3 separate regions of the Homo sapiens genome follow, and all the other regions are linked to region 1. A link is a contact called in ENCODE Hi-C data. All regions are on one chromosome and are shown on one strand. Each heading gives the region's core, a stretch centred on a gene start or an enhancer-like site at or near the end of the contact. The rest is flanking DNA. Distances are from core to core; before and after follow the strand shown.

Region 1 (3,381 bases), core at 409-2,908:
AGGGTTTCGCAACCACGGCCGGAGTGGACGCCAAGGCAGAGGAGGCGCTGAGAGCGAGCGAGGACTGAGAGGGCTGCCAGAATGCTGTCACCTCTCACTGCTGAGGGACAAATGAAAAAAAAAAGCTCACGGTCGGGCGCAGTGGCTCATGCCTGTAATCCCAGCACTTTGGGAGACCGAGGTGGGCGGATCACCTGAGGTCGGGAGTTCGAGGAAGAAACCCCGTCTGTACTAAAAATCCAAAAAAATTACCTGGGTGTGGTGGCGGACGCCCGTAATTCCAGCTACTCGAGAGGCTGAGACAGCAGAATCACTGGAACCCGGGAGGCGGAGGTTGCCGTGAGCTGAGATTGCGCCATTGCACTCCAGCCTGGACAAGAGTGAAACTGCGTCTCAAAAAAATAATGAAAGCTCACGATCCTCTTTTGGTAGTTTCACGTTACATGATGATTAAAGTTTAACTTGTTTCTCTAGCGTTTCTATTAATCTTATTTTTGAGCCTAACTTTTTTAGTTAGAAACAACTCTTAACCAGCCAGCCAGGCGTGGTGGCTCAGCCTGTAACCCCAGGACGACTCCAAAGGCTAAGGCGGAAGGGTCCCGGGCGCCCAGGAGTTCAAGGCTGTGAGCTCTGGTCGCGGCCCTGCACTCCAGCCTGGGCGACAGAACGAGTGAGACCCTCAATGTGCTCTTGCCCAGATGAAATAAAAATTCAAGTTTTGGCCAAATTTCGGAAAAGTCTTCATTCTCCCTCAATTCATTTACCTCTTCTAGTTACCAAAAATGCCTGTTTTGAGATACATGTTTTAAAACGGGAGACTTAGACAAAAGCAAAAAATAACATGGTAATTCATTCAAAGATGCAGACTACCACACTTGTTTTAATCTGATATTCTTTCCATTTCTATCCGTCTAGGACGTAATTGCACACGGGCGCCTCCCATCATTTGGTTGCTAAGGAGACAGAAGGCTGGTGTTTCCGATTTGCCACTATTACACAGCGGCCCGCGAGAAGCATCTCTTGGCTCGAAGCGCGCTGTAGGTGAACCGCCCTTGACTTAAACGCCAACACATCTAAAAGGGGGCGAGGGACGCTTTATTTTCATTTCCCTGACCACTACTGAGGTGAGCATTTCTTTCACTCGCGTACTTGTTTGTATTTTTTCTGCTGTTCACGTCCAATAGAACACTGGTTTTCTATTGGAGGCTTTTGGGTTTTTTCCCCCATTTCCCTTTCGTTACAAACGACCCGCTGCGGCCGCCTCCTGCTTGTCCCCACAGGCCCATTCAACAGCCCAGCACGGAAGGCCGGGAAAGCGGCGCTCGCCGCTCCAACAACCTCGCGCAGTCCGTGGCTCCTCCCTGCCCTCGCGCGACTCGCAGGCCTGGGCGGAGGGCTGCGTCCGCCACCGCGCAACCTCGCGCACGCGCACCACGCTCGCCTCGCAACCCCCCCCCCCGCCCCTCCCCCGCCCCCGCAAAGGCTGTTCTCAGAGTCGGAAATGGACGCACGGCAGCTGGGGCGAATGGCCGCGGACTACACTTCCCGAAGTGCCGCGCGAGGTATTCTCGGCGGTGATTGGGGCAAACGGCCACGGACTACACTTACTTACATGCCGCGCGAGGCGCCTCCGCCGCCGGGGCAAACGGCCACGAACTACACTTCCCGACACGCCGCGTGAGGCGCTGCCAGCGGCCGGCCGAGGGCGGGCGGACGCGGGAGCTGCGGACGTGAGGCATGAGCGGCGCCCTCCTCCGGCCCGCGAGCGTCCTGCTGGTTCCCCGAGCGAGGGTCTCGCGGCGCGGGGCCTAGCGGAGGGCATCGAAGGCCTCCGCGTGCGCACGGGTTGCTGCGGCCGCGCCGGGCGCCGGGGAGGGCGGCGGCCGCCATGGAGGTGAGCGGGCCGGAAGACGACCCCTTCCTTTCGCAGCTGCACCAGGTGCAGTGCCCCGTGTGCCAGCAGATGATGCCCGCCGCGCACATCAACTCGCACCTGGACCGCTGTCTGCTGCTCCACCCGGCGGGGCACGCGGAGCCCGCGGCCGGGTCGCACCGCGCCGGGGAGCGGGCCAAGGGGCCCTCGCCGCCCGGCGCCAAGAGGCGGCGGCTGTCGGAGAGCTCGGCGCTGAAGCAGCCAGCCACCCCGACGGCAGCCGAGAGCAGCGAGGGCGAGGGTGAGGAGGGCGACGACGGCGGCGAGACCGAGAGCCGCGAGAGCTACGACGCGCCGCCCACACCCAGCGGCGCCCGCCTTATCCCCGACTTCCCGGTGGCCCGCTCCAGCAGCCCCGGGAGGAAGGGGTCGGGGAAGAGGCCGGCGGCCGCCGCCGCGGCGGGGAGCGCGTCTCCGCGCAGCTGGGACGAGGCGGAGGCGCAGGAGGAGGAGGAGGCCGTGGGCGACGGCGATGGCGACGGGGACGCGGACGCGGACGGCGAGGACGACCCGGGGCACTGGGACGCGGACGCTGCCGAAGCCGCCACCGCCTTCGGGGCCAGTGGCGGGGGCCGCCCGCACCCCCGGGCGCTGGCTGCCGAGGAGATCCGACAGATGCTACAGGGCAAGCCGCTGGCCGACACGATGCGTCCTGACACGCTGCAGGATTACTTCGGGCAGAGCAAGGCCGTGGGCCAGGATACCCTGCTGCGCTCGCTCCTGGAGACCAACGAAATCCCCTCGCTTATCCTGTGGGGGCCGCCGGGCTGCGGCAAGGTGAGTGCGGCCTTGGCCGTTGGGCTTCCGTAGTTATCTCGGCGGTGGATGCAGCTGATGGTCGGAGAGCCGGGTGTGCTGCCCTCGAAAGAAGCCGCCTGCCTCTCCTGGATAAGGGGGTGCAGACTTGGGCTGGGCTGGGGCAGTGCCTGGTCCACAGGTGGAGTCTGTGATGGGTGTGAAAAGGGCACACACCCCCAGATTGGTAAGGCAGGCTTGCCGGGTTTGCAAAAGGACGATGTCTGTGAATCCATAGTTTTACAAGATGTGGACTCTTAGATTTGATCTGCCTTTATCTTCCATCGGTCTCCCCGCCCCCTCCCCAGACTTTGATTTAGTAACCGAATTCGCAAGGAATCAGCATGTTTAAATTGTAAAGAAACATTTGTATATTCCGTTTGTACATAATAACGGATTCAGCTTTGAAAAAAATCAAATTAATTCTGTTGTGCTTCCTTCCTTTTCCACTAGTTGTTGGTTTAACAGACTGGTATTTATTCTTAAGAATAAGTTTATTTAACATTCTTATATTCTTGAGAATATATTGATTTTACTAAATATACTCATGTATTTACAAAACTAACATAAAAACTTTTTCATCTGCAAGTCATTTTCATCCGGTATTTCCGTAACTTTTCTCATAATGCCTTGTACTCTAGAGAAGAAACATC
Region 2 (3,483 bases), core at 806-3,305, 2.0 Mb after region 1:
AGTCCTTGCCTTCAAGGAACTTACAACTTTTGTTGATAAATTGGTAAACCTAGAGAGAAGGCAACAATGAAATGCAGCATATAATGGAAATGCTAAGTGAGAGGAAAGAGGCGCTGTTTGGAGGAGGGAGAGGGAATTGGCTGGGCCATCAGGGAAAGAGGCAGAGCTTGAGGCGCCTTGACCAGTTGATGAAGTGGTGGCTTTAATTTGCGATTCTTGTGCAAACATTTGATAATGGGAATTGGATGTGTAGGTATTGGGCTTTCTCGTGGACACTGAAATTCCATTCATTGAACAACACCTTATTTCCTGTATAGAGAATGGTGCTAGGGGCCAGCGTCAAATTTGAAGATGAAGTCTGACTGAAGGTCATCGTTTGGAGTTGGGGTGGGGTGAAGAGTAGACAAACCTTAAAATACAGAGACGAGTGCTGCAGTGAGCACGCGTGAGTGCTTAGGCAGCGCTTGAAGAGGGAGTTACCGATTTGGCCCTGGAAGTCAGGAAGGCTATCCTTTTAAGGTGATCCCTGAGCTGGGAGTTTGTTTCAAACGGTGGGGACCGCAGGTAGAAGCACCGCTTAAGGGGAACGGCGATTCGACTCGCAGTGACTTAAGGGTTGGCGTGGTGCTTGTTCCTGGGCGTGGGGAGGACAGGAAACCGCGGGGTCTGTGAGACGCCCCGTGGTTGTTGAAACGCTGTTGGGGGGCACAAACGAATAGGGCTTTAGGAAGAAAACTGGTGGGAGGAGCCTTGTGGCTCCAAGGTAGGTTAGGAACTGGAGCGAGATGGAGCACGGAGGAGTGAGGCGGCCCGAAGGATGCCCGGGGAGACATGGAGGAACTGGCGAGGGCTTCCCGATGCAGGGCCTGGGGGAGAGGGTGAACTAATGCCTCTGCAGTGCCCCGTGGGGAAGTTCCGCATACTCGGCCAGAGTGATCGGAGTTGGCGGCTGTCTGGGGGAGTTGGGTCAGGAAGCCCCTTCTTTCGCCACCGATGGGGCACGTCCAGGGCCCGGCAGGTGTGCCCTGGCAGTAGATCTTCCCTGGGAAGTGGAGCGCGGGCCAGCCCTCGCTGTTCTGAGCGAGGGCCTGTCGTGTAGTCCACACCGTTCCGCGAAAGGAACCACCATTGACAGCCTCGTTCGATTAGAACCCGGACCTCCCTGGAATCCAGACTCGGTCCCTTCCCAGCTGCGCTTCGGAGGAGGCGGACGCTCCGAGAGGAACCCAGAGGCCTGGCGTGGGGGGAGCTGCGGGCAGAGCGGAGGCAGCCGCGCCCTCGCGCCGCCCTCCGCCGCGCCCGGCTCCCGCCCCCCGGATCCCACCCCCGGCCTGCCGCGGAGCCAGCGTGCCAGCCGGAGCTCGCCGGGCCACCCCGCGGGGCGCGCGGCCCGGGCTCCGGGTCTTGGCGGCGGCCGGTGGGGCGGGCATGGGGTGGGGTGGGTGCTCCACCTGGCCACGCCGCCGGCCCTTCGCGGGCTGGCCCGGCCCCGGACGGGCGGGCGCACGGAGGCCGCCTCTTGGGCTCCTCCTGGAGGGAGGCGCGCGGTAGACGGCGCGGCCGCTGCCGTCGGGGCGGTGGGCTCCAGACGCGGGCCGGCTCGCTCGCATGGTTCCCTGCCCCATCTCGGGTCCGTCGCTGCCCGTCCTGGTGTGCACAACCGCGCTGCGCCTCGAACCTCGAGGTCCAGGTCCCGCCTGCCCTGGGCCGGGCCGCAAGCGCCCACGTCGAGGCGGGCTGGGGGGCGGTGCCGCGGGCCAGGCCGACCCCGCAAGCGGGACTGGGGAAGTCGGAGCCCCGCCCACCACCCCGCCCCCCGCGCTCGCGGCCCCGCCCCCGACTGCCCCGCTCCTCCCCTTCCTGCCGGCTCGCTCCCGGCCCCGCCGGCCGCCCGCCTCGGCCCCGAGCGGAGCCCACTGCTCCCCTCGGCTGCCCCGCCCCGCCGCCGCCCCGCCCCTCCCGCGCGGGCGGCCCGAAAACCCGGAGCGCGGGAGCGCGGCTCCGCAGGGCCGGGCGGCCGCACTGGGCATGCTCAGTAGCCGGGGCAGGTTTTTTGGTCGCAAGTAGGAAGCTTTCTGCACTACACCGGAGAGGGGAGCCGCGATCCGGCCGCGCCGCCCGCACGCCGCCGCGCCCGCCCCAGCCCGCCCGGCCCCGCGGCGGGGCGCGATGAGCCCGAGCGCGAGCCGGCCCGCCGGGGAGTGAGCGCGGGGCGCCCAGGGCGCGTTGCGTAGCTGCTCCTGCGCACAACCCCGCCGCGCCGCCGGCCCGCACTGGCCGCGGAGTGCAAGAGGCTCGTCCGTGCCCAGCGCCCGGCCGGCCGCGGGAGCAGGAAGCGCAGGCCACGCAGGACCCAACTGAAACAAAGTGTCGGCCGCCCGGCGCCGGCGCCCGCCCCGACCCTGCCCCTCCCGCCCGCAACTCCGCCGCCCACCATGGCTTCCGAGGAGCTGTACGAGGTACCTCCCCTCCCCCCGGCCTCGGGCCGCCCCCCGCCCGCCGCCCCTCCCGGCCCGGCCGCGCCGCCCGACGGCCCCGCTCGCCGCCCGCGCCCGCCGCGTCCCCTCCCCCGCCGCGGCCGCAGTTTGCTGGACGGGAAATGTGTGTGAGGGGAGCCCGAGCCTCCGTTCCGAGGGGCCCCGGCCGGGGGGTCCTGAAGTTGCCGGGCGTGGGGTGGGGGGGGGGGTCCCAGCCGTGGGGAAGTGGTGCTGACACAAGTGACTTGCTCGGACTGAGCTCAAAGTGCTCTTGGCGTGGGTCGTGGAAGTGGTGCCTCCGTTGCCGCTCGGCGGGGACCGTGGGCGGTACGGGGGGTGGGGTGTGGGGGGGTTTCTGGATCATTTGATAAAGCATTTGGGAGAGGGTTTTGCCCCTGGTCGGGGGGTGGCGGGGAGAAGACCGGTGCAAACGCTTTCGACTTTGCTGTTCGCCAAAGCGATGCAAAATCTCGCACCGAAAATGCTAAACGTTGACCACATGCTTTAATTAGGTTAGCATTGTGGCCAGAGCCAGGAAATTTAAATTTAACGCTGATACACCGTCATTCATTTGCGCCGCAGCGTTGCAAATGAGAAGGGCATAGCCAGAACTGTAAGTTCTGGTCGATGGGTTTAAACCAGCTTCAAGTTTGAGAGTTACCAATTTGGATCTTTAGACATGTTTTGTATGTCTCCATGTAACTTCTTTTGACGTATTTCAAAGTAGACTTCCTGGGAGTACAGAAGTTTGGAAGGCTTTCTGTTCTTCTGGATAAATGATTCTCTTGTTTCACATGTATTTATAAATAAGTTCCTAAGAGACTTAAAACTTGCGAAGACTCTCTAGACTCACCTTTATGATGCGTTTAGGGACCTGGGTGTTGAGGGACTTAAGGAAGCATCTGTAACAAGTAGAGCCCTGTGGCCCCAGGGATCCTTTCAGTTGTCTTCTCTTATGGGCGTATTATTGCTGTTGGCATAGAATAGAGCTTTGTTGTCTGCGATG
Region 3 (3,328 bases), core at 203-2,702, 2.2 Mb after region 1:
AAAACACGGGCAACAAAACTCTTATGTTAACTTACCTATCTCAGGCAAAGAGAAATCTGACTACTTAAGTTTTTCATTTCTGCATTCAAACGTACAGTACAGGAAGGGGATTGAACAGAATACTTTTAATGGAAAACTCGTGCTTGCATTTAATCTTTTGCAAATTAGCAATGCTGTATATTTTATGTCCTGTTCCTTTCACTATTTTATTTTCAAGGAAATATAGTATAATTGAATATCCCTTGATTTGTTTACCCTGGTGTTATCCTGGAATGAAACAAACTATCTGTCGGGGCATAAGGAATTAATTTATGGACATCCAATTACTAAGAATCTATGTGCAAGCAATGGTGCTCCTGTATGTTTTCATTTTCGAGACAGAAAAATGCAACAGGCGAGTTAAAGTATACATCCCTGACTGCTGTGATGAGCTTGACATCCAAAATAGGTGTTAAAAACAGGGCAGGCTTCAAATGTTGCCACATTGTAAAAGTCATCACTGTCCCAAGGCTCAAACACCAGCCTGTTCTGACTGATCAGGTCACCACTTAACATCTCTGAAACACTGCTCAGTCAAACCTGAGTTATTAAGCTGATCCATTTAAAGTGTAAAATGTTTAATCCCCCATGATAAGGTTAGTTTCTTGAAGTCTCTCAGATATCAAATTAGTTCCAACAACCAATTTAGAAAATCAGTCGCTTCGGCCGGGCGCGGTGGCTCACGCCTGTAATCCCAGCACTTTGGGAGGCCGAGACGGGCGGATCACGAGGTCAGGAGATCGAGACCATCCTGGCTAACACGGTGAAACCTCGTCTCTACTAAAAATACAAAAATTAGCCGGGCGTGGTGGCGCGCGCCTGTAGACCCAGCTACACGGGAGGCTGAGGCAGGAGAATGGCGTGAACCCGGGAGGCGGAGCCTGCAGTGAGCCGAGATCGCGCCACTGCACTCCAGCCTGGGCGACAGAGCGAAACTCCGTCTAAAAAAAAAAAAAAAAAAAAAAGGAAAATCAGTCGCTTCCTGGGCCGAGCCTAGGCAGGATGCTCTGGTGAGATCCACAGGTACGCAGGTGGGAGAGGGATTCAAGCTGGGGAGGAGGCAGTGGTGGGGAGGAGGCGCGAGACCCGCCCTGATTTGGGGAAAAAGCGAGGTGCACGTGGCTGCCCCACAGCCTAACTCCCTGGTCCCGGCCCTGAACCTCGAATCCCTCCCTGGACTCACTCCCAGTTCGGCGGGTTGACACGAGTGAGCAGCCAGAACGCCCCTGACAACAGCTCCCTCCAGACTGGGTACCGCCCCCACGCCCGGCGCATCCTGGGAGTTGTAGTCCTGTAGCCCTGCAAGCCACTGGCTTAGAGCAGTTAAGAGACTACAACTCCCAGCAAGCCGGGCGAGGGCCCCGCCCCTCCGCGTACCGCCGGCGGCCCCGCCCCGCGAAGCCTAGCACTCTCCCCAAACCTCTCTCGCACGCGGGGACTGAGCACGGCCCGAAAAGCCGAGGACAGCCGGACTCACCCTGTAGTTATAGTAGTGCGTCTGCACAAGATGCCGGTGGCGCGACTTGTGGTTGCCGAAGTTGGATTTCTCGCAAACCAGTAAGTGCCGCGGCGCCTCCCGAAGCCGGCGCAGCGTGGCCATGCTCTCCTGGGTTCCTGGTCCTCCCGGCCTCCGCTGGCGGGGCACGCCCCGCCCCTTCCTCCCGCCCCGCCCCTTCCCTCCGGCCGCATACCCGCTGCTGTGCGCCCCTGGCGGCGGTGGAGTGGGGATGGCGGCGCTGGATTTCTGAGCAGTTCTTAGACTTCTTAGGAGCCCACGCAGCCGCTCTTTGGTGGATGTCTGAAGCTGTAAATTCACTGTCCCAGTGGCTGGGAACCTGGCTCTTGCCTTTTCAACGCCACTTTTCCTCCGTCCCCGCCATCCCTTGGAATTGCCCTAAACCCTCTCTGTGGGCCCCGCCTCGGAGCGCCCCTTGGACCCCAGCCTGGCGCCGGCGCATACCTCGGTCAGGCCCCTCAGAGGGACCGCTTCCTGCCACCGTTATAAAAGGAAAACATCGCATGGAAAGGCCCAGTTCCTTTAGTATATGGTCAAGAAATGTAGCCGCACAGTTAAGTAACCCCCTAAGCTGCTTTGGGGGCCACACCCAGCTGCTTTCTGACTTCTCACACTGTTTGGTTCACAGGACTCTGTTACCCATTGGGGACCTCTTGGCCATTATTAACACAGGCCAACAGGACTAAAAGTTTGTATCAGTCCTTCCCAAAACATTAGGGAAGGTTGTGCGGGAAGGTAAAGCACAATTTTTGCCTTACAATAGGACTCCTTTGAAACTACTATTGAGTTCCCTTTTAAATAGCCCTTCAGAACCGCTTTTAATAATGTGTTGTTTCTGGGGGTTAATAGTGATAATTCTCCTAAGTCATTTTTCCATTTCGTTTTTCTGTCACGGGCTTGGAGCGGTTAAGAGACTGCGGCTCCCAGCATGCGGTACGTTACTGATCAGGGCAAAATCAAGTATGTTACTACATGCTTCTCAAACTAGAGAGGCACAGCCCCAATTCTGCACTGGCAGGATACAAAACAGCAGAATATTGGTGATACATCTTCCTGGAACATCAGTTTTTCTATGAGATGTGGAAGAAATGGAATTAAGTAGTTTACAAGGTAAATAATTAAGAATTTAAAACTAAGCCAGTCACAGTGGGTCATGCCTGTAATCCCAGCACTTTGGGAGGCTGAGGTGGGAGGATCACTTGAGCTTAGGAGTTCAAGACCAGCCTGGGCAATATAGTGAGACCCCATCTCCAAAAATAAAAATAAAACTAAGACAAGGCTGGAAAGTCATCTGCCATTATAAACATCAGTAATCTGGCCGAGCACAGTGGCTCACGCCTGTAGTCCCAGCACTTTGGGAGGCTGAGGTGGGAGGATCACTTGAACTCAGAAGTTCACGACCACCCTGGACAATATAGTAAGACCCCATCTCAAAAAAAAAAATTAAAACTAAGACAAGGCCGGAAAGTCATCTGCCACTAAAAACATCGGTAATCTGGCTGAGTGCTGTGGCTCACGCCTGTAGTCCCAGCAATTTGGGAGGCCGAGGCGAGCAGATCGCCTGAGGTCAGGAGTTCAAGACCACCCTGGCCAACATGGTGAAACGCTTTCTACTAAAAATACAAAAATTAACAGGGTGTGGTGGCGCATGCCTGTAATCCCAGCTACTCAAGAGGCTGAGGCAGAAGAATCACTCGAACCTGGGAGGCAGAGGTTGCAGTGAGTCAAGATCTCGCCACTGCACTTCTAGGCTGGGCGACAGAGTGAGACTCT

The links. A loop is a pair of places that touch in the nucleus more often than their neighbours do. Pooled maps may share reads with other maps.
Region 2: a loop to region 1 is called in a map of B cell, with 18 times the contacts of the local background. The contact joins the promoter of CDYL here to the promoter of WRNIP1 in region 1. A Hi-C loop is called at or near these places in 5 of 168 maps with a recorded cell type or tissue (B cell, CD4-positive, alpha-beta T cell, CD8-positive, alpha-beta T cell and 2 more), 1 of 37 single-sample maps with no recorded cell type and 13 of 50 pooled maps.
Region 3: a loop to region 1 is called in a map of CD8-positive, alpha-beta T cell, with 11 times the contacts of the local background. The contact joins the promoter of LYRM4-AS1 here to the promoter of WRNIP1 in region 1. A Hi-C loop is called at or near these places in 3 of 168 maps with a recorded cell type or tissue (CD8-positive, alpha-beta T cell and naive thymus-derived CD4-positive, alpha-beta T cell) and 11 of 50 pooled maps.

The regions. Positions count from the first base shown.
Region 1 is chr6:2,763,735-2,767,115 of GRCh38, forward strand. WRNIP1 (WRN helicase interacting protein 1) reads left to right here and starts at 1,659. Exons shown (of 7, transcript NM_020135.3): 1 at 1,659-2,710. The coding sequence starts at 1,889. It also overlaps a transcript of MYLK4 not described here. RefSeq lists enhancers at 224-1,103, 1,201-1,495 and silencers at 950-1,039, 1,420-1,469, 1,630-2,089, 2,260-2,579.
Region 2 is chr6:4,774,349-4,777,831 of GRCh38, forward strand. CDYL (chromodomain Y like) reads left to right here and starts at 2,056. Exons shown (of 7, transcript NM_004824.4): 1 at 2,056-2,459. The coding sequence starts at 2,436. It overlaps CDYL-AS1 (CDYL antisense RNA 1), which reads right to left and starts at 1,078. Exons shown (of 2, transcript NR_183279.1): 1 at 924-1,078; 2 at 178-409. RefSeq lists an enhancer at 747-1,400 and silencers at 1,208-1,837, 1,858-2,407.
Region 3 is chr6:5,002,364-5,005,691 of GRCh38, forward strand. It overlaps LYRM4-AS1 (LYRM4 antisense RNA 1), which reads left to right and starts at 1,453. Exons shown (of 4, transcript NR_126015.1): 1 at 1,453-1,596. It overlaps RPP40 (ribonuclease P/MRP subunit p40), which reads right to left and starts at 1,674. Exons shown (of 8, transcript NM_006638.4): 1 at 1,517-1,674. The coding sequence starts at 1,639. RefSeq lists silencers at 1,275-1,524, 1,655-1,784.